3 separate regions of the Homo sapiens genome follow, and all the other regions are linked to region 1. Evidence: chromatin loops called from intact Hi-C (ENCODE). Cell type or tissue: PC-9. All regions are shown on one strand.

Region 1 (8,000 bases):
CACTGCATCTCTCTGTCTTTCTTCCATAGTGTATCTTCCTCTGACTCTCTATTTTACTTTTTTTTTTTTTTTGACAGTGTCTCGCTCTGTTGCCCAGGCTGGAGTGCAGTGGCACAATCTCGGCTCACTACAACCTCCATCTCCCGGGTTCAAGCGATTCTCCTGCCTCGGCCTCCTGAGTAGCTGGGACTACAGGTGCCCGCCACCATGCCCCGCTAATTTTTTGTATTTTTAGTAGAGACAGGTCTCACCGTGTTAGTCAGGATGGTCTCGATCTCCTGATCTCATGATCCGCCCACCTTGGCCTCCCAGAGTGCTAGGATTACAGGCGTGAGCCACTATGCCTGGCCTATTTTACTTTTAAGGATGCTTGAGATTACGTTGGGCCAACTCCAATAATCCAAGATAATCTCCCTATTCAGCTCATTAGTAACCTTAATTTCTTCAGCAATTTTCATTCTCCTTTGCCATATATCTTAACATATTCACAGATTCCAGGAATTAGGACGTAGACATCCTTGGGAGGCCATTATTCTGCCTATTGTGTATATGTTCTTTAAAATTTCACTTCCCAAAGGTCTCCTGAGTGCTTTCGCACCTTAACTCATGGTGTGACCACTCCTTCCATCTATTGAAAATCAGTCATTAGATTCCAACAGGACAATTCGTTTACTGGTATACCAACTTTAGCAATTACTTTCTGTGAAAAATAAGACGGATTTACAAAAGTTAATATCCTCTGAGTCCACTGACTCCTTATTCAACGGTAAGGAAATTGAGGCCAGAAACATTAATAACTTGCCCAAGGACACACAGCTAGCAAGTGGCAGAGCAGGAATTCAGTCTTAGGTCCTACTACAAAGCTCACAGCTTTTCCATTACACCATTTTGTCACCAACAGCTACTCCTAGGGCCTACATCAAATGCCTGTGGTTTAAACGTTAATTCATTCATTTGGGTTATCCACTTTATGGACTGCCTTGAAAATGCAAATTCAAGGAAGAGAAGAAGTCAAATTGCCTCTGTTTGCAGATAACATGATGGTATATTTACAAAACCCCGTAGTCTCAGCCCAAAAACTCCTTAAGCTGATAAGCAACTTCAGCAAAGTCTCAGGATACAAAATCAATGTGCAAAAATCACAAGTATTCCTATACACCAATAATGGACAAGCAGAGAGCCAAATCATGAGTGAACTCCCATTCACAATTGCTATAAAGAGAATAAAATACCTAGGAATACAACTTAAAAGGGATGTGAAGGACCCCTTCAAGGAGAACTACAAACCACTGCTCAAGGAAATAAGAGAGGACACAAACGGAAAAACATTTTATCCTCATGGATAGGAAGAATTGACATCGTAGAAATGAACATACTGCCCAAAGTAATTTATAGATTCAATGCTATTTCCATCAAGCACCATTGACTTTCTTCACAGAACTAGAAAAAAACTACTTTAAATTTCATATAGAACCAAAAGAGAAGCCTGTATAGCCAAGACAATCCTAAGCAAAAAGAATAAAGCTGGAGGCAACACGCTGCCTGATTTCAAACTATACTACAAGGCTACAGTAACCAAAACAGCATGGTACTGGTACCAAAACAGATATGTAGACCAATGGAACAGAACAGAGGCCTCAGAAATAATGCCACACATCTACAACTACCTGATCTTCAACGAACATGACAAAAGCAAGCAATGGGGAAAGGATTCCCTATTTAATAAATGGTACTGGGAAAACTGGCTAGCCATATGCAGAAAACAGAAACTGGGCCCCTTCCTTACACCTTATACAAAAATTAACTCAAGATGGATTAAAGACTTAAACTTAAAACCTAAAACCATAAAAACTCTAGAAGAAAACCTAGGCAATACCATTCAGGACATAGGCATGGCAAAGACTTCATGACTAAAACACCAAAAGCAATTGCAACAAAAGCCAAAATTGACAAATGGGATCTAATTAAACTAAAGAGCTTCTGCACAGCAAAAGAAACTATCATCAGGCTAAACAGGCAACCTACAGAATGGGAGAAAATTTTGCCAATCTATCCATCTGACAAAAGTCTAATATCCAGAATCTATAAGGAACTTAAACAAATTTACAAGAAAAAAACAAACAACCCCATCAAAAAGTGGGCAAAGGATATGAACAGACACTTTGCAAAAGAAGACATTTATGTGGCCAACAAACCTATGAAAATAAGCTCATCATCACTGGTCATTAGAGAAATGCAAATCAAAACCACAATGAGATACCATCTCACGCCAATTAGAATGGCGTTCATTAAAAAGTCAGGAAACAACAGATGGAGAGGATGTAGAGAAACAGGAACACTTTTACACTGTTGGTGGGAGTGTAAATTAGTCCAACCATTGTGGAAGACAGTGTGGTGATTCCTCAAGGATCTAGAACCAGAAATACCATTTGACCCAGCAATCCCATTACTGGGTATGTACCCAAGGGATTATAAATCATTCTACTATAAAGATATGTGCACACTTATGTTTATTGCAGCACTATTTACAATAGCAAAGACTTGGAACCAATCCAAATGCCCATCAAAGATAGACTAGATAAAAAAAATTGTCACATATACACCATAGAATACTATGCAGCCATAAAAAAGGATGAGTTCATGTCCTTTGCAGGGACATGCATGAAGTTGGAAGCCATCATTCTCCGCAAACTAACACAGGAACAGAAAACCAAATACTGCATGTTTTCACTCGTTTGTGGGAGTTGAACAATGAGAACACATGGACACAGGGAGGGGAACACCACACTGGGGCCTGTCAGGGGGTGGGGAGCAAGGGGAGGGACAGCATTAGGACAAATACCGAATGCATGCGGGGCTTAAAACCTAGATGATGGTTAGATAAGTGCAGCGAACCACCATGGCATATGTATCCCTATGTAACAAACCTGCACGTTCAGCACATGTATCCCAGAACTTAAAAAAAAAAAAAAAAAAGCAGTGAGAGAGAATGTTGTATTCTATCTCAGCCCAGAATAAGCTGTCCTGAGGTCATCTATTCACTCCCCTGTGCTTCTGTTGTCTTCAGTTACAATGCAATTTTGATGATCCCAAAGTCACTGTTTTAAGAGGGCAAGTTTTGCATTAAATGCTTATTTACTGTTGCTCTGGTATATTTAGAAAACAGAGCAGCCTGTTGAGAAGTAAGCATCTATTCAAATCTCCCTTCTGATTTTAAACTTCAACCATCAGGAGCCACACAACCTACTCACACCACTCTGTGTGCGGACTTCCTTGTATCTGCCCTTTCTTTTCCCTCTTCCTGGAAGGTCCTCTCAACTCTCTCCCATCCCTAACACCCAGACATTTATACCTAGAGAATACTTCCTAGTCCTTTAGCCCTGTTTCTAAACTTTCTCCTGCTCTCCAGGTACAGACAGATACCTGTCTTCTTTCCTCCAGCACTTGGTGTTACCATTTATCTCACAACTCTCAAATTTTCTGTTTCATTGGCAGAAGGACAGAAAGTGTTTGCAGGCAAAAGGAGGACATCACACAAAAAAAGAAAGAAAATGCAAATTCAAGCAGTAGGAGCATACCATCACTAAATATATTTTGAATTTAATGGATTTAATATTAATATTCATTTCCATTAATCAAAAGTGATGAACCCCAGTGGTCCCTGACCTGGAATAATTTTTAACATTACAGGGCCAGTTTAGATCATGCACCATGATGCTGGTCTGTGGGAAAATGTGGGAAAAGTAAATCAGCCTAGTCAATCTCCTATAGCATCCAAGTCCCTCTGTCTCCCCAGCTCAAGCAATCCTCCCACATCAGCCTCCCGAGTAGCTGGGACTATAGATGTGTACCACCATCCTTGGCTAATTTTTGTATTTTTTGTAATGTCGGGGTTTCAACATGTTTCTCAGACTGGTCTTGAGTTCCTGAGCTCAAGTGATCCACCCACCTCAGCCTGCCAAGGTGCTGGGATTACAGGCGTGCGCCACTGTGCCCCACCTCATCCACGTCTTAATGTTGCTTTACTGTACTCTTCTCATTGTACATGTGTCTTGTTTGGACATTATGTTCTACAGTGTCACTCCTAAAGTAGGGGGTTTTGCAAGTCTTCAGATGAATTCTTTGGTAATATCAAGGAGCTACTGACAAGAAGTTGTGAGGAGTCATCACAAGTCAGCTTGAGAAGTTGCATGTTATTCATATAGTTGAGAAAGGAGCCCTGGGTTAAACTCACTGCTTAAGAGCCATATGACCTAGGGAAAATTAGGTTATTTCTCTAAGCCTCACCTTCTTCCAAAAAGGGATATTAATTCCCACTTAATAGAGTTGTTGTGAGAATTAAATAAAATGATTGATGTACAGGTGTGTTGTAAAGGAAAAGAAAAACATGTGTGATAGATGTGCACATGAGTGTATACACAGACACTTGTGAACGAAAACGAAGGCCTAGAAGATGCTGGGTTCAAATCCTGACTCTGCCACTTGTGTGATCTTATACCAGTCCTGAATTCTTGAAACTCTCTTAATCTTAATTTTCCTCATTATAAAATACATTTGTTATAAGATTATTGTGAGGATTAAATGTCATTATGTTCAAAGAGCACTTATTACAGAGCCTGGCCCAAAGTACAAGTTCAAGAGCTGTTGGCACAGCATAAAGATCTCGGCTCTTTTTAACCTAATTCACCCGTTGTGGCCGGAATAGGTGATTTCTTGATAAACCTCAAGGTGGAGCTAGAGACACAGAAGTGGGTGTCTTCTTCAACAAGAATGTTTGGTCTTAAGGGGGAAGAAGAAGCAGACTTTCCATCTTGATTTTGCCAGGACACATCCTATCTCCCTTTAAACCACCACCCATGTTCCTCCATTATGAGAGCCTTTGGGGTTTTTTGTTTGTTTGTTTGTTTGTTTGTTTTGGGTTTTGTTGTCAAAAAAAGAGTCAGACAAAGGAGCATTCAATAGATGTTGTTCTGGTTTTGGTTTTGTTTTGTTTTGAGACAGGGTCTCACTTTGTCGCCCATGCTGGAGTGCAGTGGCACGACCTCAGCTCACTGCAGCCTCTACCTCTGGGATTCAAGCCATCCTTCTGCCTAAGCCCCCCAAAGTAGCTAGGACCACAGGCATGTGCTACCACACCCAGCTAATTCTTGTATTTTTTGTAGAGACGGAGTGGGGGAAGTGGGGAGGTTCTGTGGGGGTCGGAGTTTGGGGGAGGTGGGTGGTTTCACCATGTTGGCCAGGCTCAAGCAATCTTCCCGCCTCGGCTTCTCAAAGTGCTAGGATTACAGGCATGAGCCACTGTGCCCAGCCTAGAAGTTCTTTAATATTGTGAATTCACTTCTACTTGGAGAAAATATGTTATCTGGTACATAGAAGATGACTATATAGTTTTGAAAAAACAAACCTTTATTACATTTTATTTTCTTCTCATCCTTCAGCCCACAGACCAAAAGCAGGTTTTGTCTACATTCCACTCATGTGACTGATTTCCTGTCTGTCAGAGCCCAGTCATCTTTCCAAAAGGAATACTTATCATAGCTCCCATATTTCTCATTGGGAAATATGGGAAATAGCTCCCATATTTCTCAATGTAAATAAGACTCCTAGAAGTCTATCTTAGCATCCCAAGATTCCAGGAATATAGATTAGGTTTCAGTGGTTTTCAAATGAGCCCTTTGAAGTTATATATTGATAAGCTCATTAAAAACTCAACTCATTACTTTCAGTACCGCCTTGTAGGCTAAGTACCTATCATATATAATTAGAACCTCATGAGAATAAAAAAAAATCCGCATAAAAGATGAAAATACTACCAAATATCAGCCTTAACATGCCACTACTTTCAGAACTTAGAAAATCATTGCTACTGGCCGGGTGTGATGGCTCATGCCTGTAATCCCAGCTACTCAGGAGGCTGAGGCAGGAGAATCACTTGAACCTGGGAGGCGGAGGTTGCAATGAGCAGAGATTGCACCACTGCACTCCAGCCTGGTGACAAGAGCGAGAATCCATCTAAAAAAAAAAAAGCATTGCCACAGAAACAGAGCTTAGATTCCCCCAAAATCTAGCTGGGTAAGAGAAACCCCTTCTATGTATAAATAAAGGATGAGTAAGAATTAGTTAAGTGAAGAAGAATGAAAGGGGAGAAGGATGATTCCAGGCAGAGTTCCAGGACATGAGAAAGGTCAAAGAAAGGAATGCTCTTGTAGGTTTGAAAGTAATTGCATATGGCTCAACCGGAAAGGTTGAGAGGAAAATGGCGAGAGTTAAAACTGGAGGGGTGAACTGGAGATAATTATTAAGCCCTGCATTTTATGTTAAGGAGTATAGACTTTATCCTGAGAGAGGGGGAGCTACCAACATGCATCAGATGAGGCAGAACAATATCATTTCCTGCTTTAGAAAGATCATTCATGACTGCAAGACAAAGAACGGAGGAGGGCAAGGCTAGGGGGAAGGTGTGCTAGATATTTTCTGTTTGCATCTCCAGATACAGTAAGTCTTCAATGTCATCGATAGATTCTTGGAAACCGTGACTAAGGGAAACAATATATAAAGAAATCAATTTAGCTGTAGGCTAATTGATATAAATAAGTTCCTATGGCATATTTCTGGTCACGAAACATCAAACATCTAAATAAAGACCCAAAACACTTCTAATATTAAACCTTGAAATATAATAAATGTGAGCTATACATACATTTAAGAAAGATTAATAAAAACAAGTATAAGATAATTATTTTCCCAATTATTCCAGGTCAGTGTTACAGGTCGCCAGAGCCTATCCCAGAAGCAGAGCACAAAGCGGGAACCAGTCCTGGACAGGACGACATTCCCTCACAGGGCACACTCTCCCACACGCCACACTCACTCAGACTGGGACCATTTAGACACACCAGTTCACCTAATGTGCACATTTTTGGGATGTGGGAGGAAATTGGAGTACCCAGAGAAAACCCACGCAGTCATGAGGAGAATGTGCAGACTTCACACACGGTGGCCTCTGCCAGGAATCTATTTTTTTCATCAACGTTATAATGAAACGTCGTTGAACATAATGACATTATTCGAAGACCTGCTGTACTCCCTCTACTTACCTGCTGCATATCCCAGAAGTTTGACCTATGTGGGCTCCTGCTGGACTCCTTTGCCCTCTGGCTTTTGGTTGAGTCCGGCATTGGGAGATAGCAGTAGGAGATCAGAGGTCATGGGGAAAGACAGGTCCAATAATTTATCCCCCACCTCCCTCCCTAGCGAGTCTTTGTGTGAGGACATTTCTCTCCACCAAAGGTCACTGCTCTTAGCAGACAGCATCTGCCACACAACTGCCCTCTTCAGATTCTGGTAATCAAATCACTCCCCCCACATCCCTTGTTACTACCTTTGGGTAGTGATGATTAGCTAGCTGTTGCTAGCTAGCACTGGGGAAATTTTGTATCCCTTTTTGGTCTCTCTAAACCCTGCACTCATTTTGTAAATGATTCCTTTATTAAGCACTCCTCAAATTATCTAGTTTGAGTGTGCCATCTGATTCCTGCAGGACTCTGAAACAGAAAGAAACCAAGAATAGTATGGTAGCTAGCATTTATTGCCTCCCAGGCATTCTTCTAAGCAGTTTATATATATTAACTCATTTAATTCTCACAGCAACCCTAAGAAGTATCCCTCCTTTACAGATGTGGAATCTGAGATATAGAGAGATTAAGGCGATTAAGTAATTTTCCCAAAAATGCACAGCTAGTGAGCCAGAATTCAAATCTACATAGTCTGTTTCCAGAACCTGTGTTCTTAACTACTAGGCTCTTCTGGTGAGGTAAGTTGATGGTGTAAATTGCAGCAATAGGCTGGGCACGGTGGCTCATACCTATAATCCCAGCACTTTGGGAGGCCGAGGCAGGCGGATCACAAGGTCAGAAGATGGAGACCATCCTGGCTAATACGGTGAAACCCCGTCTCTACTAAAAATGCAAAAAATTAGCTGTGCGTTGTAGCAGACACCT
Region 2 (8,000 bases), 400 kb after region 1:
AAGGGTTGATATGTTTGTTACTGTTTCATTCACAAAAGTATTTTGAATTATAAAATGCTTTGGCCAGGCATGGTGTACATGAATTACATGCTCACACCTGTAATCCCAACACTTTGGGAGGCCAAGGCGGGTGGATTACTTGAGGTCAGGAGTTCGAGACCAGCCTGGCCAATATGGTAAAACCACATCTCTACTAAAAATACAAAAATTAGCCAGGCGTGGTGGTGGGTGCCTATAGTCCCAGCTACTCGGGAGGCTGAGGCAGGAGAATTGTTTGAACCCGGGAAGGAGAGGTTGCAGTGAGCTGAGATCACACCACAGCACTCCAGGGTTCCAGGGTGGGTAACAGAGCGAGACTCTGTCTCAAAAAAAAAAAAAAAAAAAAAGAGAAACCTGCTTAATATGAATTTAGATAAGCCCTAAATTATAGAGCTATGTTTCATATTTGTCTCAAAAAATTATAAACAATAAATCCTGTCCAAGCACGGTGGCTCGCGCCTGTAATCCCAGCACTTTGGGAGGCCAAGGCAGATGGATCATTTGAAGTCAGGAATTTGAGACCAGTCTGGCCAACATGGTGAAACTCTGTTTCTACTAAAAATGCGAAAAAAATCAGCTGAGTGTGGTGGTGCATGTTTGTAATTGTAGCTATTCAGGAGGCTGAGGTGAGAGGAATTGCTTGAACCTGGGAGGCAGATGCTGCATTGAGCCAAGATCACACCACTGCACTCCAGCCTGGGTGGCAGAGCAAGACTCCATCTCAAAAAAAAAAAAAAAACAAAACGAGAAAAAAACAACTTGTCTGTGGTACCATCTTCATAAATCCTCATCTTCCCTTAATGTCTTATAACTGTACTTATTACCATAATTCATTATGTTCATGAGTTGACTTTGTTCACCCAGTGAAATTATAAGCTTGGTGACAGCAGCTTCCTAATCTGAACATTTCTTTTTTTTTTTTTTTTTTTTTTGAGACAGTGTCACTCTATCGCCTAGGCTGGAGCGCAGTGGCACAATCTTGGCTCACTGCAACCTCCGCCTCCCAGGTTCGAGCAATTCTCCTGCCTCAGCCTCCTGAGTAGCTGGGATTACAGGCGCACACCACTACGCCTGGCTAATTTTTGTATTTTTAGTAGAGATGGGGTTTTACCATGTTGGTCAGGCTGGTCTCGAACTCTGACCTTGTGATCCACCCACCTCGGCCTCCCAAAGTGCTGGGATTACAGGTGTGAGCCACCGCACCCGGCCTTGAACATTTCTTTATGACCTTTGAGGTGATAGTTCTTGAGACCTCTAAAGCAATTCATACAGTAAAGCTGTACAGTTTAACCAAGGAAGGCATCAATATTTTTGGCTTTTACTTAGACAAACTTCAACAATGTGATAATATAACTTAGTTTATGCTCATTAGAAGCCCTGATAAAATTGGAAACCAAATTTTCATTTAATAAATGCCATTTATTTAAAAATCAGCTTTTTAAATGTAAGTCTTTCATAGTGAAAGATTGGGAATTACTGTTTGGTAGTGTCCATCCAGCCCAGAGTTGCATAATGTTTATTAAAAATATGATTAATTGGCCGGGCGCTGTGGCTCATGCCTGTAATCCCAGCACTTTGGGAGGCTGAGGCAGGTGGATCATGAGGTCAGGAGATGGAGACCATCCTGGCTAACACGGTGAAACCCCGTCTCCACTAAAAATACAAAAAAGTTAGCCAGGTCTGGTGGCGGGCACCTGTAGTCCCACCTACTCAGGAGGCTGAGGCAGGAGAATGGGGTGAACCTGGGAGGCGGAGCTTGCAGTGAGCCAAGATTGCGCCACTGCACTCCAGCCTGGGCAACAGCCAGACTCCGTCTCAAAAAAAAAAAAAAAAAAAAAAGAAATATGATTAATTTATTGATACAAAGTAGCTAATAAACTTTTTTGTTTTTAGGGAATGTGGTGAGCAACTTGGGACATTCCTTCTTCAGTCAAAGTTTCCTTGGCAGTAAAGAACATGGTGGATTCTTATATGTGACATCTACCTACCAGTCACTGCAAGACCTAGTACTCCCAACCCCACCTTACTTGTTTGGGATTCTTATCCAGAAATGGGAAACTCCTTGGGCTAAAGTATTTCCTATCCGTCTGATGTTGAGACTTGGAGCTGAATATCGACGTAAGTAGTAAAAACACGTTTTTCAAGGCATGATGACTAAAATAATGCCTGAAATATTCAGAGCCCTCTGTTTGGTGATATAATTCAGCAGAAATAGTCTTTTGAAATAGCTAAACTAAATTTGGCCAGTGTCTGCGTGTATTGGGCATAATGGGAAGCACTGAAAATAACGAATGAGGAAGTTGATTATGTATTACCTTGTAAACTTACTGCTTTTATAGTTCATTGATAAAAAACACGATCATCTTTAGAAAAGTGAATTTGAACTTAAGTAACTTTATTTTTTATAGTTTCTGTATATGATGAGCATATTCTTTGTCACTTGGTTGGAAAACAGTTACGATCAATTATATTTTACTTAACATACTGGAAGCTAGTGGAATGGAAACCACTCTCAGTTGGTAAGATACAGGCTACAGAAGAAGGAGCTTCCTTGCTCATGGCTTTAGCAGCGTAACTAAGATGTGATTTTTAAAAAGACATTAATGGTTAAATGCAAACTTTATTTTAAATTTTATATCTCCATCTAATTAAAAGTGCCCTGTGCTAGGAATCCGACCACTTGAGTAAGATTCTCAACTCTGCCACTTATGAGCTCTGTAACTTTGGGCAAGTCACCCAAGTTCTCTGATTGTGTTTCTTTTGTAAACTGGAAATAATAATGCTTGCCTTCTATTTTATATTGGGTTGTTAACAGGATCAAATGAGAGAATAAATGAAACATAATTTTATAAACCATAAAACAGTTTATGTTCTCAGCAAGTCAACTTCATTCTTCCACCAATTATTTATTTATTCAGTAAGAATTTAATAAAGGCCTCCCATATATCCTGAATCCTGGGAATTCTGAAATAGCTAAGATGTGATTATAGGCTCTCGGGAACTTTTATAAGGAATACATACAGAAATAATGATTGTAGTGGTATCTTGTATTAAAACCTGTGCTCAAAGTTAAGTTCATTGGGAGCTCCAAGACAGGCTCTAACTTGACCAGACCAGGAATGAAGGAGTAGTTGGACCTTCAGTTTTCTTGGACCAGAGTGCCTCTGGATTAACTCTGAAGGAGGCATATGAATCAGCTAAATGAATCAGGGAAAGGGAAGGATTGTGTGCAAAAGAAGCAACATGTGTATCTTCCTATTTTATACAGGCATTTCAAACCATAAAATTCAAGAGATGAGCCAGACTGATTTGCCTCTCCTAAGGAGGATCCTGGTTAGGAGGTATAGAAGAATGAACTCTTGGCTGAGTGCGGTGGCTCATGCCTCTAATTCCAGCACTTTTGAGAGGTGGCCAAGGCAGGCAGATCATTTGAGGTCAAGAGTTCAAGACCAGCCTGGCCAACATGGTGAATCCCATCTCTACTAAAAATACAAAAAAATTAGCTGGGTATGGTGGCGCATGCCTGTAATTCCAGCTACTGGAGAGGCTGAGGCAGGAGAATCGCTTGAACCCTCCTAAGGCAGGAGATCATGCCACTGCACTCCAGCCTGGGTGACAGAGTGAGACTGTGTCTCAAAAAAAAAAGAGTGAACTCTTAAACTTGTTGGAAAAAGAAAAAGTGAACTCTTAAACTTATTGAGCACAGAGGAATCAGGAGATATTTATTTCCTGGATCGTATCAATTCAGTTTGAAGAAGATTGCTCCCTAAGACCTTGTGGGTTTGTTTGTTTGTTTGTTTGTTTGTTTGTTTGTTTTGGAGACAGGGTCTCATTCTGTCACCAAGGCTGGAGTGGGCTCCAGCCCACTCTGTCACCCATTCTGTCACCTGGGCTCAAGCCATCCTTCTACCTCTCAGCCTCCCAAGTAGATGGGACTACAGGTGCATGCTACCACACCCAGCTAATTTTTTTGTTTGTTTTTTTGTAGAGACAGGGTCTCCCTAGGTTGCACAGGCTGGTCTCAAACTCCTAGGCTCAGGTGATCCTTCTGCCTCAGCCTCCCAAAGTGCTGGGATTACAAGCATGAGCCACTATGCCTGGCTATTGTGTGTCATTTTTGAAACATTTACATCGAAAGGCTTATTCTGGTTATCAGAAGACTTAATATGGCTCAGCATTTGTCTGCTACCATGCCAAATACTTTTTGAGCCCAAAATTTGATATGTTCTAATGAGCCATTATAATTATATTTTGAAAATTGTATTAGTCATGAAATCTCTTTTACCAAAGTTTTATGTTGCCAAATTTAAGTTTGATCATTTCTCATTTCCATAGTTTATCCATGCCCACTATTCAGTGTCAGATTTCGGAAGCCATTGTTTGGAGAGACGGGGCATACCATCATGAATCTTCTTGCAGTAAGTTGGGAATTTTTTTTCCTTTGTCCTTACTGGAGTTTATATGGGAGAAGGAAGAAAGCAATTTTATTATTTTCTTGGTAGCTGTGCCCAAGCTGCTTAAGGCAGGTAAAGATATATGCTGAAGAAAAAGAACAGTATATGTATGTGTATATATATATATACACACACACACATATACATATATATTCATATGTATACACACACACACACACACATATATATATTCTTTTGCAAACATGAAGTGAAATGGTACAGGATTCCAGCGCCTGATTATACACTTACCGTCCAACCTTGCAGAATTATTGTGAGGACTAGAAGTAATACATAAATAAAACACCTAGCATTCTGTCTTGTTTTTATTTTAAGACTGGCATTCTATGAGTTTCTCTTGTGTCTATATAGGTTATTATCCAAGCAAAGATTGGTCAGAGATTGTACCCAGATACCCCAAGCCAGTAAGGCTACTGCCCTCTGCTGATGGATCTGAATATGGACTGGAATTTAAACTTCATTGTTTTCCTTTCTTCTGGGCTCTCTCATGTCTCCTACACACGTGCACAGGTTCTGACTCTGTTGGCCAAGATCATTGGTTGGCTTGAGTCCACTAAGTTCTCTGCTGCATATATGCACAGACTAGGATCAATCCTGGATATTTGGACCGTTTATGAAGCTCCCTATGGTTGTCTTACCTCCCAGAACTTGCCCCAAACAGGTTTGGTGAAATCAAGGTAATCAAGCTACTGGGCCTCCCTTTTTAATAACCACCGAGATTACCACTTTGACAATGTTCCATAGCAAGTAAACTCCTTCAAGTAGCAAAGCTCATTTTTTTGTTTGTTTTGTTTTATTTTGTTTGAGACAGAGTCTCTATCGCCCAAGTTGGAATGCAGTGGCACGATCTCAGCTCATTGCAACCTCCACCTCCGAGCAATTCTCGTGCCTGAGCCTCCTGAGCAGCTGTGACTATGGGAGCACACTACCACACCCAGCTAATTTTTGTATTTTTTGTAGAGAGAGCGTTTTGCTATGTTGGCCAGACTGATCTCAAACTCCTGGCCTCAATGATTCACCTGCCTCAGCCTCCCAAAGTGCTGGTATTACAGGCATGAGCCACTGCTCCCAGCTGCAAAGCTCATTGTTTTTACAAACTACCTTGCCCTGGTTGAACTACCTAACTACCTAATGGGGCTAGGGGGCAGCCCCAGGCAAGAAGGTCACAGACTCAATTCAAAGTTCAGTAGTTTTCATGAAAAAAACATTTCTTTTTTTTTTTTTTTTTGGAGATGGAGTCTCGCTCTGTTGTCCAGGCTGGAGTGCAGTGGCACAATCTTACTGCAACCTCTGCCTCCCAGGTTCAAGAGAGTCTCCTGCTTCAGCCTTCAGAGCAGCTGGGATTACAGGCACCTGCCACCACGCCTGGCTAATTTTTTGTATTTTTCATAGAGACAGGGTTTTACCTTGTTGGCCAGGCTGGTCTCAAACTCCTGACCTCAGGTGATCCACCCATCTCAACCTCCTAAAGTGCTGGGATTACAGGCATGAGCCACCATGCCCAGCCAAAACACTTCTTAATGTTAATATGCCTTTGATCTAATTCCAGAGCACTGAAATGGTTCTTTTTAAGCCACTTATACAGCTTTTCGGTTGCTTTTTGAGGAGTGGGTTTGGTGATTTCCTCCCTCTGTGATGCTTAAAAGCTATATTTCCAGTTATCTTTTTTTTTTTATTTCTTTAAAAAATTTTGTTTTGTTTTGTTTTTTGGGACAGAGTCTCGCACTGTCGCCTGGGCTGGAGTGCAGTGGCACGATCTCGGCTCACTGCAACCTCCATCTCCTGGGTTCAAGCAATTCTTGTGCCTCAGCCTCCCCAGTAGCTGGAATTACAGGCACGAAACACCATGCCCAGCTAGTTTTTGTATTTTTAGTAGAGGCGCATGTTGGCCAGGCTGGTCTCAAACTCATGACCTCGAGTGATCCACCCACCTCAGCCTCCCAAAGTGCCTTTTGCCTGTTTTTTAATTGGGTTGTCTTTTTGCTGCTAGGTTAAATTTGTTATATATTCTGGATATTAACTCCTTTTCAGATGTATGGTTTGCAGATATTTTCCATTTCTGTAGGTTGTGTCTTCACTCTGTTAATAGTTTCCTTTTCTGTGCAAAATCTTTTTAGTTTGATGTAATTCCATTTGTCTATTTTTGCTTTTATTGCCTGTGCTTTTGGGATCTTATCTAAAAATTCATTGCCTAGCCCAATATTGTGAAGCATTTGCCCTGTTTTCTTCTAATAGTTTCATAGTTTTGGGTTTAAATTTAAGTCTTTAATCCGTTTTTAGTTGATTTTTGTATATGGGGAGAGGTGGGGGTCTAGTTTCATTCTTCTGCATGTGGATATATCCACTTTTCCAAGTACTATTTATTGAAGAGAGTCCTTTCTGCAGTGTGTGTTCTTGGCACCTTTGTCGAAAATTAGTTGGCTGTAGGTGTCCAAATTCATTTCTGGGCCTTCTATTCTGTACTGTTGGAGTATGTGTTTGTTTTGGCCACTACTATGCTGTTTTGGTTATTATAGTTTTGTAGTATATTTGGTCAGGTAGTGTGATATCTCTAGCTTTGTTCTTTTTGCTCAGGACTGTTTTGGCCATTTGAGGCCTTTTGTGGTTTTATAAGAATATTAAGGTTTTGGTTTTTTTTTCTGTTTCTGTGAAGAATATCATTGGCATTTTGATAGAGATTGCATTAAATCTGTAGATACCTTTGGGTAGTATGGCTATTTTCACGGTATTAATTCTTCCAATCCATGAACATGGAATCAGTTTCCTTTGTCAATGTTTTTTTTTTTTTTTTTTTTTGAGACGGAGTCTTGCTCTGTTACCCAGGCTGGAGTGCAGTGGCGCAATTTCGGCTCACTGCAAGCTCCGCCTCCCGGGTTCACACCTTCTCCTGCCTCAGCCTGCCGAGTAGCTGGGACTACAGGTGCCCGCCACCACGCCTGGCCAATTTTTTGTACTTTTAGTAGAGACGGGGTTTCACTGTGTTAGCCAGGATGGTCTCGATCTCCTGACCTCATGATCCGCCCGCCTCTGCCTCCTAAAGTGCTGGGATTACAGGCGTGAGCCACCTTGCCCGGCCCTTTTTCAATGTTTTAGAGGTTTCTTTGTAAAGATCTTTTACCTCTTAACTAAGTGTATTCCTAGGTATCTTATTTTTTTTATAGCTACTGTAAATGGAATTGTTTTCTTTATTTTTTATTAGCGTATAGAAACACTACTGATTTTACATGCTGATTTTGTATCCTACAACTTTACCGAATTTGTTCATTAGCTCTAACAGGTTTTTGGTGGCATCTTTAGGGTTTTCTATGTATAGGGTCATGTCATTTGCAAACAAGCACAATTTGACTTTCCAGTTTGGATGCCTTTTATTTCTTTCTCTTGCCTAAGTGCTCTGGCTAGGACTATGTTGAATAGAAAGGATTAAAATGGGCATCCATGTCTTGTTCCTGTTCTTTGAGGAAAAGATTTCCACTGTTCCCATTCAGTATG
Region 3 (8,000 bases), 790 kb after region 1:
AGCCTGGGTATGAAATGGCCTTGGACCATTCTGAACAGTAAATTATTATTCTTTGCATTTTAATAACTTTAGGGAAATATAACATTTTGACACAGTTAATGCTCACTCTATTGTTCCCTGCCCCACTAAGTATGTGACTCAGGAAGGCAAGTACCAGAAGTCCCAGGTAGGAACTCGTCCATAAAAAAAAAAAAAAAGGCTGGGTGTAGTGGCTCACGCCTGTAATCCCAGCACTTTGGGAGGCCGAGACAGGTGGATCATCTGAGGTCGGGAGTTCGAGACCAGCCTGGCCAACATGGAGAAACCCTGTCTCTACTAAAAATACAAAATTAGCCGGGTGTGGTAGCACATGCCTGTAATCCCAGCTACTCAGGAGGCTGAGGCAGGAGAATTGCTTGCACCCGGGAGGCGGAGGTTGCGGTGAGCTGAGATCATGCCATTGCACTCCAGCCTGGGCAACAAGAGTGAAGTTCCATCTCAAAAAAAAAATCCAGTACATCTGCCACCCAAAAATCAAACTTAGTTCTTCAAAATTACAAAACCCAGTGGGGCAAGTGGCTCATGTCTGTAATCCTAGCATGTTGGGAGGCTGAGGCAGGAGGATCGCTTGAGCCCAGGAGTTTGAGACCAGCCTGGGCAACACAGCGAGACCCCATATCTACAAAAAACATGAAAACTAACTGGGCATGGTGTCACGCACATGTAGTCCCTAGCTACTTGGGAGACTGAGGTAGGAGGATCACCTGAGCCCAGGAGGTTGAGGCTGCAGTGAGCTATGATTGCACCACTGCACTCCAGCCTAGGTGACACAGAGAGACCCTATCTCAAAAAGAAAAAAAAAAATTACAAAACCTGTTAGTTGAAAAGATATGATTCTTGGCAGGGCACAGTGGCTCATGCCTGTAATCCTAGCACTTTGGGAGGCCAAGGTGGGTGGATCAGCTGAGGTCAGGAGTTAGAGACCAGCCTGATCAACATGGTGAAACCCCATTTCTACTAAAAATACAAAAAATAGCCGGCTGTGGTGGCGCTCGCCTGTAGTCCCAGCTACTCAAGAGGCTGAGGCTGGGGAATCACTTGAACCTGGGAGGTGGAGGTTGCAGTGAGCTGAGATCACGTCACTGCACTCCAGCCTGGGTGACACCATCTCAAAAAAAAAAAAAAAAAAAAAAAGATATGATTCTTTAAAAAAATGGTTAAATAGTGAGAACGCTATTGTGCCAAAGAATGCCCATAGGTGATAAAAGAATAGTGAGGGGTGATGGTTTCTTCTGTTTCAAATTGCATTTTATGAGAACATACTAATTTTATAATAAAAAAACTTCAAACCTTGCATTTTTAAAAAGTCAATATGTTTTTTTTTTAAATTGTGGTAAAACATAAAATTTACCATGTTAACCTCTTTTTTTTTTTTTTTTTTTTTTTTTTTTGAGATGGAGTCTCACTCTGTTGCCTAGGCTGGAGTGAAGTGGTGCAATCTCAGCTCACTGCAACCTCCACCTCCCAGGTTCAAGTGATTCTCGTGCCTCAGCCTCCTGAGTCGTTGGGACTACAGGCGCATGCCACCACGCCCAGCTAATTTTTGTATCTTTAGTAGAGAGAGGGTTTCACCATGTAAGCCAGGCTGGGTTAACCATTTTTAAACATATAGTTCAGTAGTGTTAAGTATATTCACATTTGATGTGTAACAATCTCCATTATTTTTTCATCTTACAAATTTGAAACTCTTTACCTATTAAACAACCCATTTTGGCCAGGCATGGTGGCTCACACCTATAATCCCAGAACTTTGGGAGGCCGAGGCGGAAAGATCACTTGAGCTCAGGAGTTTAAGACCAGCCTGGGCAATATGGCAAAACCTCGTCTCTACAAAAAATACAAAAACTAGCTGGGCGTGGTGGTGTGTACCTGTAGTCCCAGCTACTTGGGAAGCTGAGGTGGAAGGATGACCTGAGCCCAGGAGTTAGAGGCTGCAGTGAGCTATGATAGTGCCACTGCACTCCAGCCTAGGCGACAGAGCAAGAGCCTATCTCAAAACAAAAACAAAAACAAAAAACTCATTTCCTCCTCACCCCAGCCCCTGGCAGCCACCATTTTACTTTCTGTTTCTGAGTTTATATACAACTCATACCCAAGTTTAGATGCCTCATATACAGCATGTCTTTTTGTGACTGGCTTATACAGCATGTCTTTTTGTGACTCTCTTAGCACGATGTCCTCAAGATTCAGCCATGTTTTGTGGCATGTGTCAGAATTTCCTTCCTTTTCAAGGCTGAATAATATTCCATTGCATGTACATCTCGCCTTTTGTGTATTCATTCATCTGCTGATGGGCATTTGGGTTCCTTCTACCCTTTGGTTACTATGAATAGTGCTGCTAAGAATATGGGTATAGATACCTCTTGGAGACCCTGCTTTCAATTCTTTTGGATATTAATAGTTTGGATACTTGTCCCCCAAATCTCACGTTGAAATTTAATCCCCAATGTTGGAGGTGGAGCTTGGTGGGAGGTGATTGGATCATGGGGAGGATTTCTCATGAATGGTTTAGGACCCTCCCCTTGGTGCTGTCCTCAGGAGATTTGTGTGTGGTATCTCCCCTTGCTCACTCTCTTGCTCCTGCTCTTGCCTTCTCACCATGTGATACACTGACTCCCCCTGTGCCTTCCACCATGACTGTAAGCTTCTGAGGCCTCACCAGAAGCCAATAGGATGCACAGCACCATGCTTCCTGAGCCAATTAAACTTTTCTTTATAAATTACCCAGTCTCAGGTATTTCTTTATAGCAATGCAAGAATGGCCTAACACAGATATGTACCCAGAAGTGGAATGGCTGGATCAAACGGCAATTCTGTTTTTCATTTTGGGGGAGCTGCACCAGTTCACAGGGTTCTAATTTCTCTGTATCCTTGACAACACTTACTTTGTTTTGGTGTTTAATAGTAGCCATCCTAATGGGATATGAGGCAATATCATTGTGGTTTTAATAGACTTTATATTTTAGAGCAATTTTAGGTTTACAGCAAAATTGAGAGGGTACAGAGATTTCCCATATAGTTGTTGTCCCCACACATGCATAGTCTCCACCATTTTCAACATCTCCCACCAAAGAGGTACATTTGCAGTAATTGATGAACCTACACTGACACATCATTATCACTCAAAGTCCACAGTTTACATTAGGGTTCACTCTTGGTGTTGTACATTTTAGGGGGTTGGACATATGTACAATGACAGGTATTTATAATTATAGTATCATACAGAGTAGTTTCGCTGCCCTAAAAATCTTCTGTGCTCCAATTATTCCTCCCTCCCCTCCCCCACCCACTGCTTTTTACTGTCTCCATAGTTTTGCCTTTTCCAGAATACATCCCAGTGTCATATAGTTGGCATCATTTAATATGAAGCCTTTTCAGACTGGCTTCATTTAGTAGCATTCATTTAAGTTCCTCTGTGACTTCTTATAGCTTGATAACTCATAATTTGTCATAGCTTGATTTAAGCACTGAATAATGACTACATGCACCACAATTTATTTACCCATTTACCTACTGAAAGACATTTTGGGTTGAGTTTTGGCAATTATAGATAAAGCTGCTATAAACATCCATGTGCTGGTTTTTGTGTGGACATGTTTTCAGTTCCTTCAGGTAAATACTAAAGAGCAAGATTGCTGGATCACATGGTAAGAGCTTACCTAGTTTTTGTAAGAAACTGCTTAACTGTCTTCCAAAGTGGCTGTGCCATCTTGCGTTCCCACCAGCAAGGAATAAGAGTTCTGGTTGCTCCAACTTTCCCAGCATTTCATGCTGTCGGTGCTTTGGATTTTGGCCATTCTAATAGTTGTATAGTGGTCTGTTGTTCTAACTTGCATTTTCCTGATGACATGTTATATGGAACATCTTTTCATATGCTTATTTGCCACCTGTCTATCTTCTTTGCTGAGATATGTTAAGGGTTTTGGCCTGTTTTTAATCAGGTTGTTTTCTTACTGTTGAATTTTAAGAGTTCATTGTGGTTTTTGATTTACATTTCCCTAATTAGTGATGTTGAACATATTTTCATGTTTTTTGACCTACAGTTTTGTGTGTGTGTGTGTGTGTGTTTTTTTGAGACAGAGTCTCACTCTGTTACCTGGCTGGAGTGCAATGGCATGGTCTTGGCTCACTGCAACCTCCACCTCCTGGGTTCAAGCGATTCTCCTGCCTCAGCCTCCTGAATAGCTGGGACAACAGGTGCCCACCACCACACCCAGATAATTTTTGTATTTTTAGTAGATACGAGGTTTCACTATGTTGGCCAGGCTGTTCTCGAAATCCTGACCTCGTGATCCGCCTGCCTCGGCCTCCCAAAGTGCTGGGATTGCAAGCGTGAGCCACTGCACCTGGCCTAGTTTTGTTTTTGTTTTTGAGACAGAGTCTTGCTGTGTTGCCCAGGCTGGAGTGCAGTGGCACAGTCTCAGTTTACTGCAACCTCTGCCTCCCAGGTTCAAGTGATTCTCCTGCCTCAGCCTCCGAAGTAGCTGGGATTACAGGTATGCATCACCACGCCCAGCTAATTTTTATATTTTTAGTAGAGAAAGGGGTTTCGTCATGTTGGCCAGGCTGATCTCGAACTCCTGACCTCAAGTGATCCACCTGCCTTGGCCTCCCAAAATGCTAGGATTACAGGCATGAGCCACCACGCCTGGCCTGACCTAGTTTAAGCACACCAAAAGCTACTTTACATTTTTAAAAAGTGAATTTGATGTCTTTTGAAATCTCCTCTGTGCACTTGGGGAAGTCCCTGTCCTCTATCAACTTGAGAGGCTGGCTGCTGTGCTCACAAGCCTTCATTTACACAGCAAGCCTTCCTTTCAGGACGGCTGCAAAACGGAAGCCTAAAACAGTAGATGGTGACAGAATGGTATTGTTACCAGCAGGGAAATGGCAAGCTCGCCCCCTGGTGACAAGCTGGGGAGACAACAGAAAAAGCAAATTTTTTTTTTTTTTTGAGACGGAGTCTCACTCTATCGCCCAGGCTGGAGGGCAGTGGCGCAATCTCAGCTCACTGCAAGCTCCGCCTCCCGGGTTCAAGCAATTCTCCTGCCTCAGCCTCCCCAGTAGCTGGGACTACAGGCGCCTGCCACCACGCCCGGCTAATTTTTTGTATTTTTTAGTAGAGATGGGGTTTCCCCGTGTTAGCCAGGATGGTCATGATCTCCTGATCTCGTGATCCACCCGCCTTGGCCACCCAAAGTGCTGGGGTTACAGGCGTGAGCCACCGTGCCCGGCCACAAATGTTCTTAAAAGGCACAACCACCACAAAGAACATACTCTCTACGGTACCTGGAATCTGGAAAGAACACTAATTAACACAAACCGTAGGTCACTCAAAATTGTTCATTCACAGGGACAGTTAAAAAGGCTCAGTTCCAGGGGACAAATGTGTCACAAAGTCCTTGCTTACAAACTCCTAGCTGAAGCTGCCTTGGGAAGAATCTGCTCCCTCAGCATGATGGGCAGTGCCAGGCGACTACACTGGAGGTGCTAATTTTTAACTGCCAATGTCTCTTCTAGACGATGGCAGGCTGATGTTTCATCTTCTTCAGCAACCCTGAAGCATAACAGCCTTTAAGCTGTATGTTGCACGTCCCTCTTGATCTCTGTGAATTTACTGAAAGATGTGACTCTAAAGGCAAAACGAAGCCCACACCAATGATTATGTAAGTCAGAGGGTGGTAGTTGTGACTATTTAACTGTTCTTAGTTCTTTAAGACCTCAATTACGTAAACCAAGATACGTTCTGATTTTCAAGCCATCCTAACCAAAATAATAATGATGAAAATGATGACAGCTGATTCCTTTAGGCCCCGGGGCTGCTAATTTTTCAAACTTCCTGCTATCCTCCCTTCCCTACTACCAATCTCCAGGGCTCTCTAGTTTGCTCCTATTTTTCACAGAGTTGCCAGAGTTTGAAAACTAAGACCCCCATAAACATGGCTATCTTCACAGAACATCCAGATGAAGGAATATTGACTGTAATAAACATTGTACAGAACACCCAGATAAAGGAATATTGACTGAAATAAACATTGTAGGCTATACTCCAGTAGCTGGGGCAATGGATCCATGTAAATGGAGCTACAAATTCAAGTCCCAAGTTTTTTTGCTCCAGCAGGTTGACCTTCAAGGGCTGCATCAGTCTTCAGAAACAGGAGCTGCCAGCCTCAAGCAGTTTGTTGCCTGGGAGGGAGGGTGGACCACATTACCCAAATGTTAAGGGTTGGACACCTTTCTGCTGTTCTTTGTGTAGCTGCTGGGCTCGATTTTTTAGCACCTCGGCCTTGGCCTCATCCTTATCAACACCATCCCCCAGCTTGTACATGCGACTGGCATTGGCACAGGCCCAGATATGACCCAGGTCACAGGCTTTCATGGAGTATTTACATGCCAGGTCCATGTCCTTGGGAAAGCCTGGGGCACCCTGCAGGAACATGGCACTGAGGTTGAAGCAACTGGAAGTATAGCCACCATCACAGGCCCTTGTGTAGTAGTCCCTGGCCTTTCCCAAGTCAGGCTGGCCATCCTCATTAACCTGTCCATCATGTGCCAGGAGGCCAACGTTGTGACATGCTGCTATTGACTTCTTTCCAGGCTTCTCACACGCCATCAAAAAGCACCTGGCGGCAGCTTTCAGGTCCTGGGTCAGACCACCTGAGAGGAAGGAAAGTAGGAAAAAATAAACCCAAGCCAGGGCACAACCTAAATGTCTCAGGCCAAAGTCAGTGAATTTTTTTTTTTTTTTTGGAGAAAGGGTCTTGCTTTGTTAACCAGGCTGGAGTGCACTGGCATGATCACGGCTCACTGCAGCCTCAACCTCCGGCTAAAGCAATCTTCCCATCTCAGCCTCCCCAAGTAGCTGGGACTACAGGCACACACCAACCACTATGCCTGGCTAATTTTTAAATTTTTTTGTAGAGAAAGGATCTCACTATGTTGCCAAGGCTAGTCTTAAACTCTGGGACTCAAGCGATCCTCCCACCTTGGCCTCCCAAAGTGCTGGAATTACAGGCGTGAGCCACCACACCTGGCCAACAACAATTCCTGAATAAAGTTTAAGGCTGAGCACAGTGGCTCACACCTGTAATCCTAGCACTTTGTGCAGGATGATTGCTTGAGGCCAGGAATTCGAGATCAACCTGGGTGACAGAGCAAGACTTTACCTCAAAAAGAAAAAAAAATGTCCATACTATGAGCTCAGGCAGCATGAAAGGTAGCCTGGCATAGTGCACAGACCTCCTAGCTTTCTCAGCCGTAGAATCTTTTATTCAGATGATACCTTATGAGGAAACTCAAACAGGTAAAGGAGGTGAAAATTGGGAATGATAATAATATCTACCTCATGGGGTTACAGTGAGAACATGGCATATGACAAGCACTTAATTGTTTATTAATTTAAACATACAGTGGGCCCTCCATATCCATGGGTTCAACCAACCACACATCAAAAATATTAGGGAAAAAATAACAATACAATTAAAAAATACAAAATATATAAAATAGAACAATTATTTACTCAGTATTTACATTGTATTAGATAGTCTAAGTCAAGATTGTCCAACCCATGGGCCTGGGATGGCTTTGAAAGCGGCTTAACACAAATTCATAAACTTTCTTAAAACATTATGAAATTATTATTATTATTATTTTTTTTTTTTTGAGATGGAGTCTTGCTGTGTCGCCCAGGCTGGAGTGCAGTGGCGTGATCTTGGCTCACTGCTACCTCTGCCTCCAGGGTTCAAGCGATTCTCCTGCCTCAGCCTCCCAAAATGCTGGGATTACAGGTGCATGCCACCACGCCAGGCTAATTTTTGTGTTTTCAGTAGAGACGGGGTTTCACCACGTTGGTCAGGCTAGTCTTGAACTCCTGACCTCATGATCCGCCCGCCTCAGCCTCCCAAAATGCTGGGATTACAGGCGTGAGCCACTTCACCTGGCCTATGAGATTTTTTTTGTGA

What was found. Hi-C counts contacts between places; a loop is a spot of excess contacts. Peaks named below come from ENCODE experiments on the same cell type or tissue, not always from the same donor. Only the 100,000 strongest peaks of a DNase experiment are listed, where the experiment ranks them.
Region 2: it touches region 1 in a loop (7-fold over the local background); 11 of 110 quality-filtered maps call a loop at or near these places.
Region 3: a loop joins it to region 1, with 7 times the contacts of the local background. A loop is called at or near these places in 9 of 110 quality-filtered maps.

What each region holds. Positions count from the first base shown.
Region 1 is chr1:51,892,310-51,900,309 of GRCh38, forward strand. No RefSeq gene overlaps it. Among named protein-coding and RNA genes, the nearest start is that of NRDC, 18 kb to the left of the region's middle. RefSeq lists an enhancer at 5,018-6,217. In PC-9, CTCF peaks have their summits at 4,735 (motif pointing right) and 4,941; DNase peaks (open chromatin) are centred at 4,712 and 5,512; H3K27ac peaks cover 1,434 bases.
Region 2 is chr1:52,291,521-52,299,520 of GRCh38, forward strand. It overlaps ZFYVE9 (zinc finger FYVE-type containing 9), which reads left to right. Exons shown (of 19, transcript NM_004799.4): 11 at 1,933-2,157; 12 at 4,375-4,457. Among named protein-coding and RNA genes, the nearest start is that of CC2D1B, 71 kb to the right of the region's middle. In PC-9, CTCF peaks have their summits at 4,921 (motif pointing left) and 5,122; a DNase peak (open chromatin) is centred at 4,951.
Region 3 is chr1:52,681,473-52,689,472 of GRCh38, forward strand. It overlaps COA7 (cytochrome c oxidase assembly factor 7), which reads right to left. Exons shown (of 3, transcript NM_023077.3): 3 at 2,977-6,696. The coding sequence ends at 6,248. Among named protein-coding and RNA genes, the nearest start is that of COA7, 13 kb to the right of the region's middle. RefSeq lists a silencer at 6,491-6,691. In PC-9, a CTCF peak has its summit at 4,933 (motif pointing left); no DNase peak of the experiment used is centred here.